Linked DNA regions of Homo sapiens: region 2 is linked to region 1. A link is an interaction called in ENCODE POLR2A ChIA-PET data of the cell type or tissue named here. Cell type or tissue: K562. All regions are shown on one strand. Links, peaks and the distances in the headings refer to the core of each region. The heading gives the core; the rest is flanking DNA.

Region 1 (2,921 bases), core at 108-2,607:
CTGTAAACCATGAAGTGTCATTGGAGGGGTTTTTTTTTTTCACCCTATATCATGTGGCCCATTTTCCAACCTGACTCTGGTGTAACATCACATGACAGATAAAGAAGGAAACTGAAGTATTTTAACCCCCAGTGTTTTTTTTTTTTTTGCCATATCTTTCTTTTTTTTTTTTTTTTTTTTTGAGACGGAGTCTCCCTCTGTCGCCCAGGCTGGAGTGCAGTGGCGCGATCTTGACTCACTGCAAGCTCCGCCTCCTGGGTTCACACCATTCTCCTGCCTCAGCCTCCAGAGTATCTGGGACTAAAGGTGCCCGCCACCATGCCCCGTTAATTTTTTGTATTGTTAGTAGAGACGGGGTTTCACCGACTTTGCCATATCTTGAAGTAGTCGTGCAAAGTTGACTCTCGTGGGGAAAAGGTACATTCTGAAGAGAATCCCCTTTCTTTTCCAGGCCTTTTTCCTAATCCAGGAGAGAATCAACTCTGATAAGAAACATTTACAAGCTATTCCCTCTGAAGCCTGCTACTTGGAGACTTCCTCTGCATAATGGGAACCTTGATCTTCCCAACCTCTTACCTTAATCCAAACATTCCTTGTTTTTTTTTTTTTTTTTCTTGAGACGGAGTCTTGCTCTGACACCCAGGCTGGAGTGCAGTGGTGTGATCTTGTCTCACTGCAACCTCCGCCTCTCAGGTTCAAGCAATTCTCCTGCCTCAGCCTCCCAGGTAGCTGGGCTTATAGGTGCACGCCACCACGCCCAGCTATTTTTTCCAGAGGCGGGGTTTCACCATGTTGGCCTGGCTGGTCTTGAACTCCTGACTTCAAGTTATCCGCCCGCCTCATTCTCCCAAAGTGCTGGGATTACAGGCATGAGCCACTGCGCCCAGCCCAGACATTCCTTTCTATTGATTCTAGGTCTTTAAACAATAACTGAACTTTTTCAACCAATTGCCAATCAGAAAATCTCCGAATCTACCTACAACCTGGAAGCCTCTGCTTCAAGTTGTCCCACCTTTCAGACCAAACAAATGTGTATCTCACATGTGTTGATTGATGTCGTATGTCTCCCTAAAATGTATGAAAGTAAGCTGTAGCCAGGCCGTGTTGGGCATATATTCTCAGGATCTCCTGAGGGCTGTGTCATGGGCCATTGGCAACTCATATTTGGCTCAGAATAAATCTCTTCAAAATATATTAGAGCTTGGCTCTTTTCGTCAACATCTTTATACTCTCACAGCACAGTTCCCCCAAAGAAGTTCCACACCCTTGTTTCTTGAGGAGGCTAGTGTGGGGGCCAAGGGAAAACTATTCCTTCACCCTCTATATTAGTCCGTTCTTGCACAGCTCTAAGGAAATACCTGAGACTGGGTAGTTTATGAGAGGTTCAGTGGCTCACAGTTCTGCAGGCTGCATAGGAAGTATAGCAGCTTCTGCTTCTGGGGAGGCCTCAGGATGCTCACAGTCCTGGGGTAAGGCCAAGAGGAAGCAGCTGTCTTATATGATCAGAGCAGGACGAAGAGAGATGGGGGAGATGACACACGCTTTTAAGCAACCAGATCTCACGATAAGTCACTCTCTCACTATCATGAGAATAGCACCGAGGGGATGGTGCTAGCCCATTCCTGAGAACTCCAACCCCAGGATCCAATCACCTCCCACCAGGCCCCACGTCCAAAACTGGGGATTATAATTCAACGTGAGATTTGGTGGGACACAGATCTAAACTGTATCACCCTCTGAAGGGTCACCGAAAAATCAACTGACAAAAGCCAGATTTAGTCTTACAACAATCTCAAAGCAATGGCCAAATGGTTGATGCTTTCACACCATTGTCGACCTAAAGGGAAGAAGCTGAGGCAGAATTAATATAAGTAGAGAGTTTATTGGGGCCAGGCTTGAGGATTCCAACCTGGAAGCATAGATTCAAGTTGACCCGAATATACTCTCTGATGAGCAGCAGTTACAAGTGGATTTTTATTTTATTATATTTTATTTATTTATTTTTGAGATGAAGTCTCACTCTGTTACCCAGGCTGGGGTGCAGTGGTGTGATCTTAGCTCACTGCAACCTCCATCTCCCAGGTTCAAACGATTCTCCTGCCTCGGCCTCCTGAATAGCTGGGATTACAGGCATGCACTACCACTCCCGGCTAATTTTTGTATTTTTTAGTAGAGACGAGGTTTTACCATGTTGGCCAGGCTGGTCTGGAACTCCTGACCTCAGGTAATCTGTCTGCCTTGACCTCCCAAAGTGCTGGGATTACAGGCATGAGCCACCATGCCTGGCCACAGGTGGATTTTTATAGGCAAAAAAAAGGGGAACAGGCAGTGGGCAGATGCAAAGTTGTTGTCAGGAATTCTCATTGATTTACAGAAGTAACACTGATTAGTGATTGGCTATACATGGTTAAGCTATAGGATGTGGGTTTTAGTGTCTGGTACGATGTTATTAGGTTAATTTATAGCTACTTATGGCAGTAGCAAGCAGTTTCAAGAGATGATTACATAGCTCAGGCAGGGAGTAGGGTGTGACTGAGGTCTCATTTTAATGTCTCTCCAGGTGTGATAATTAAAAGGACTTGCATTCCTCAGATGAGTTCTTTTCTTTTCTCACCATCTTGAGGTTACAGAAAGAACAGTGGCTTGGATTGTGGCAAAACAGGTTATGGTGGTAAAACAAGTTTACGTGAGGGAGAGAAAAGGAGGCCTGGCTAATAAAGAGGGTCTTGTTTTGTAGATGAAACCTCACAGGTAGCAGACCCCAGAGAGGATAGATGGTAAATGTTTCTCTCAGGTTTTCAAAGGTGTCAGACTCTCAGTTAATCCTTCCTGGATCTGAACAAGGAAGAAAAAGAGAAAGCCTGGCTGCATAAATGCAGATTTTCTCTACAGATGCAAACCTCACCCACGAAAAACAGCTT
Region 2 (2,921 bases), core at 333-2,832, 56 kb before region 1:
AAGCCGAGTGAGCTGTGCTTGCACCATGGCACTCCAGTCTGGGCCACAGAGTGAGACCCTGTCTCAAAAAAAGAAAGAAAGAAAGAAAGAAAGAAAGAAAGAAAGAAAGAAGTCATGCTCTATCATTTATGCCACATTCTATTCCTTAGTAATGAGTCACCGGGTGACTCACTCAAGCGGAGGGGAATTAGCTCCACAGAAGGGAGGGGTGTCAAAGAATTATTGAAAACCCCTCTGTTTGCCCACTGACCCAAAATTATTTATATTCCCTTCCACATACAAAAATACACTCACCCTATCCTAAGACTTCTCAAAATCTCATTTCTAAACAGCATGCAGTCAAAATAGGACATTGATATCTTAATTCATTCCAGGTGCAGATGAGGCTCCTCAGTGATGGTGAAGGAAATACAGCTTCTCCAGCATAGTTGTTCTTGGTCTGAGGACATGTGATGTACCGAGCCAAGCTCTATTTCTGGTAATTTATTCTGTCAAAGCATAATTTTCAAAAAGTTAAAAACATGACTCTCATACAAATATACAATTAGCACATGTCAAATATTTGTTCATTAATGAGAGATTCAGTAAGGTGGTAAAACTGGTTGGGAAAGCATTTTGAGGAACTGGGCATTTATAGGAATTTTTTTTTTTTTAACTGAGACGGGGTTTCATCATGTTGCCCAGGTTGGTCTTGAACTCCTGAGCTCAAGTGATCCACCTGCTTCGGCCTCCCAAAATGCTGGGTTATAGTAATATTTTTAAAAGAATGTTCAAATAGGCCAGGTGTGGTGGCTCACGCCTGTAATGCCCGCACTTTGGGAGGCCAAAGAAGGTGGATCACTTGAGCTCAGGAGTTCGAGACTAGCTTGGGCAACATGGCGAGACCCTGTCTCTATTTATAAAATTATTTCTTTAAAGAAATAAAGAAAAATTTTTTAAAAAAGGATGTTTAAATAACATTGCTAGGTTATATACACAATTGCATCATATGGTGCAGGACAATGGGACCATAACCTTTGTAATAAGATCTTCTACTGGATGGAAATATGTAAGTCCACAGAGAACTCCATAGTGTCTGAGTTATATTCAAATAGTAAATACTAAAGGCAAACACAGGGACGCTCTGTTAGAGAATTAAATAATCTTCAGTGGGCTTTTTAGACAATGCTCCAGCATGTTGTTGAAAGGACATGCACACTCCCTATTAATTTCCTTATAATAAAACAATTTTAGGGAAATTATTTTGCTGACACACATTAATTCAGTGTTTAAGGATGTTCATCGTAGTGCTCTTTGCAAAGCATAGTCTGGAAACTGGCACCTAGGAAAAGGAGACTTTTTCTAGTGTGCTAGCTCGAGTCCTTACCATCTTTACTCCCTGGAACCCTTTCATCTAACCATCTAGTCTCACCAAGCTATTTTCTTATTTTTGCTTCTATCATTTCTATGAAAAGGAAGTGGATATGGGCTGAATGGTGAGCACTTTTGTTCTTTAGATTTTCTTTCGAAGGTCTTCTTTCAACCCTGAAGAAGCGTGGATACTTTTGGATATTATCCCATCCATACCTGAGAGAGTTGCTCTCACCGTTTTTTAGAGAAAGAAAGGCTAAGATGTATTTATTCTGTAAAGATGTATTTATTCTGTAACTATGTGTTAACTCAACTTGACGTTGGTCACCTTATAAGTGTTGGAGATACAAAGATGACTAAGAAGGTCTCAAGTCCAATACCAGGAAGACTAATGATAGCAACACACACAATGACTCACATTCTTGCCACCAAAGTGTGGTTCCTGGACCAGCAGCATGGATGTCACCTGGGACATGGGAGCTTGCTAGACATGCAGAATTACTGGACTTGTTCCAAATATACTGAATCAGAATCTTCATTTTTAATAAGATCCCAGGTGATTTGTATACACATTTGCTATAGTTTGGATCTGTGTCCCACCCAAATCTCATGTCAAAATGTAATCCCCAATCTTGGAGGTGGGGCCTGGTGGGAAGTGATTGGATCTTAGGGGTGGATATCTCTGTTTAGTGCTGTTTCTGTTCTCATAATAATGAGTGAGTTCTCACAAGATCTGGTTGTTTAAAAGCGTGTGGCACCTCCCCACTCTCTCTCTTCCTCCTGTTCCAGCCACGTAAAACATGCCTGCTTCCCTTTCACCTTCTGCCATAATTGTAGGTTTCCTGAGGTCTCGCCTGATGCTGAGCAGATGCTGCCATGCTTCCTGTACAGCCTGCAGAACTTTCAGCCAATTAAACCTCTTTTCTTTATAAATTACCCAGTCTTAGGTATGTCATTACAGCAGCGTGAGAATGGACTAATACAACATTCAAATTTGAAAAGCCCTGTTAGTCCATTCTGAACCTACTTGTGTTTTCTACTTATCACCTCTTATTTAAAGTGCAGACATGAATCCACTTGTTTTTCAATAGCTGGCTTGCAGAGCCCCCACCACCACTGGTCTACAATTTTAAAGCTTATATTTTGACATGGTAGTACTAGAATGTCTTACCAGCATATGAAAATAAGAACTTTCCCTCTCCTTTCCCAAGTTAGTTTCTTGGACCTATAGAATACACAGAGAGACTGGGAAGAGAGCAGTAACCAAAATGTAGTAACAGTTATTCTCTTAAGCTTAATTTCCTACAAAGTCTTTTATTAAAGGGTGGTTAATTTAAAAAAAATACATTTATTTTTAATAGACTTTATTTTATAGAGAAGTTTTAGGTTCGCAGCAAAATTGAGAGGATGGTACAGAGATTTCCCATACACTGCTACCCCACACACCCACAGCCTCCCCACTTGTCAACATACCCTACTAGAATGGTACATTTGCTACAATTGATGAAACTATATCGAGATATCATTACTCAAAGTTGATACTTTACACTACGCTTCACTCTTGGTGTTAA

Evidence for each region. ChIA-PET counts read pairs that join two places held together with the same protein. Peaks named below come from ENCODE experiments on the same cell type or tissue, not always from the same donor. Only the 100,000 strongest peaks of a DNase experiment are listed, where the experiment ranks them.
Region 2: POLR2A ChIA-PET joins it to region 1 with 5 read pairs; 7 of 35 experiments call an interaction of 5 or more read pairs at or near these places.

Annotation. Positions count from the first base shown.
Region 1 is chr18:8,937,616-8,940,536 of GRCh38, reverse strand. No RefSeq gene overlaps it. Among named protein-coding and RNA genes, the nearest start is that of NDUFV2, 160 kb to the left of the region's middle. In K562, for the core only: no CTCF peak of the experiment used is centred there; a DNase peak (open chromatin) is centred at 1,495.
Region 2 is chr18:8,993,627-8,996,547 of GRCh38, reverse strand. No RefSeq gene overlaps it. Among named protein-coding and RNA genes, the nearest start is that of NDUFV2, 110 kb to the left of the region's middle. In K562, for the core only: no CTCF peak of the experiment used is centred there; a DNase peak (open chromatin) is centred at 1,757.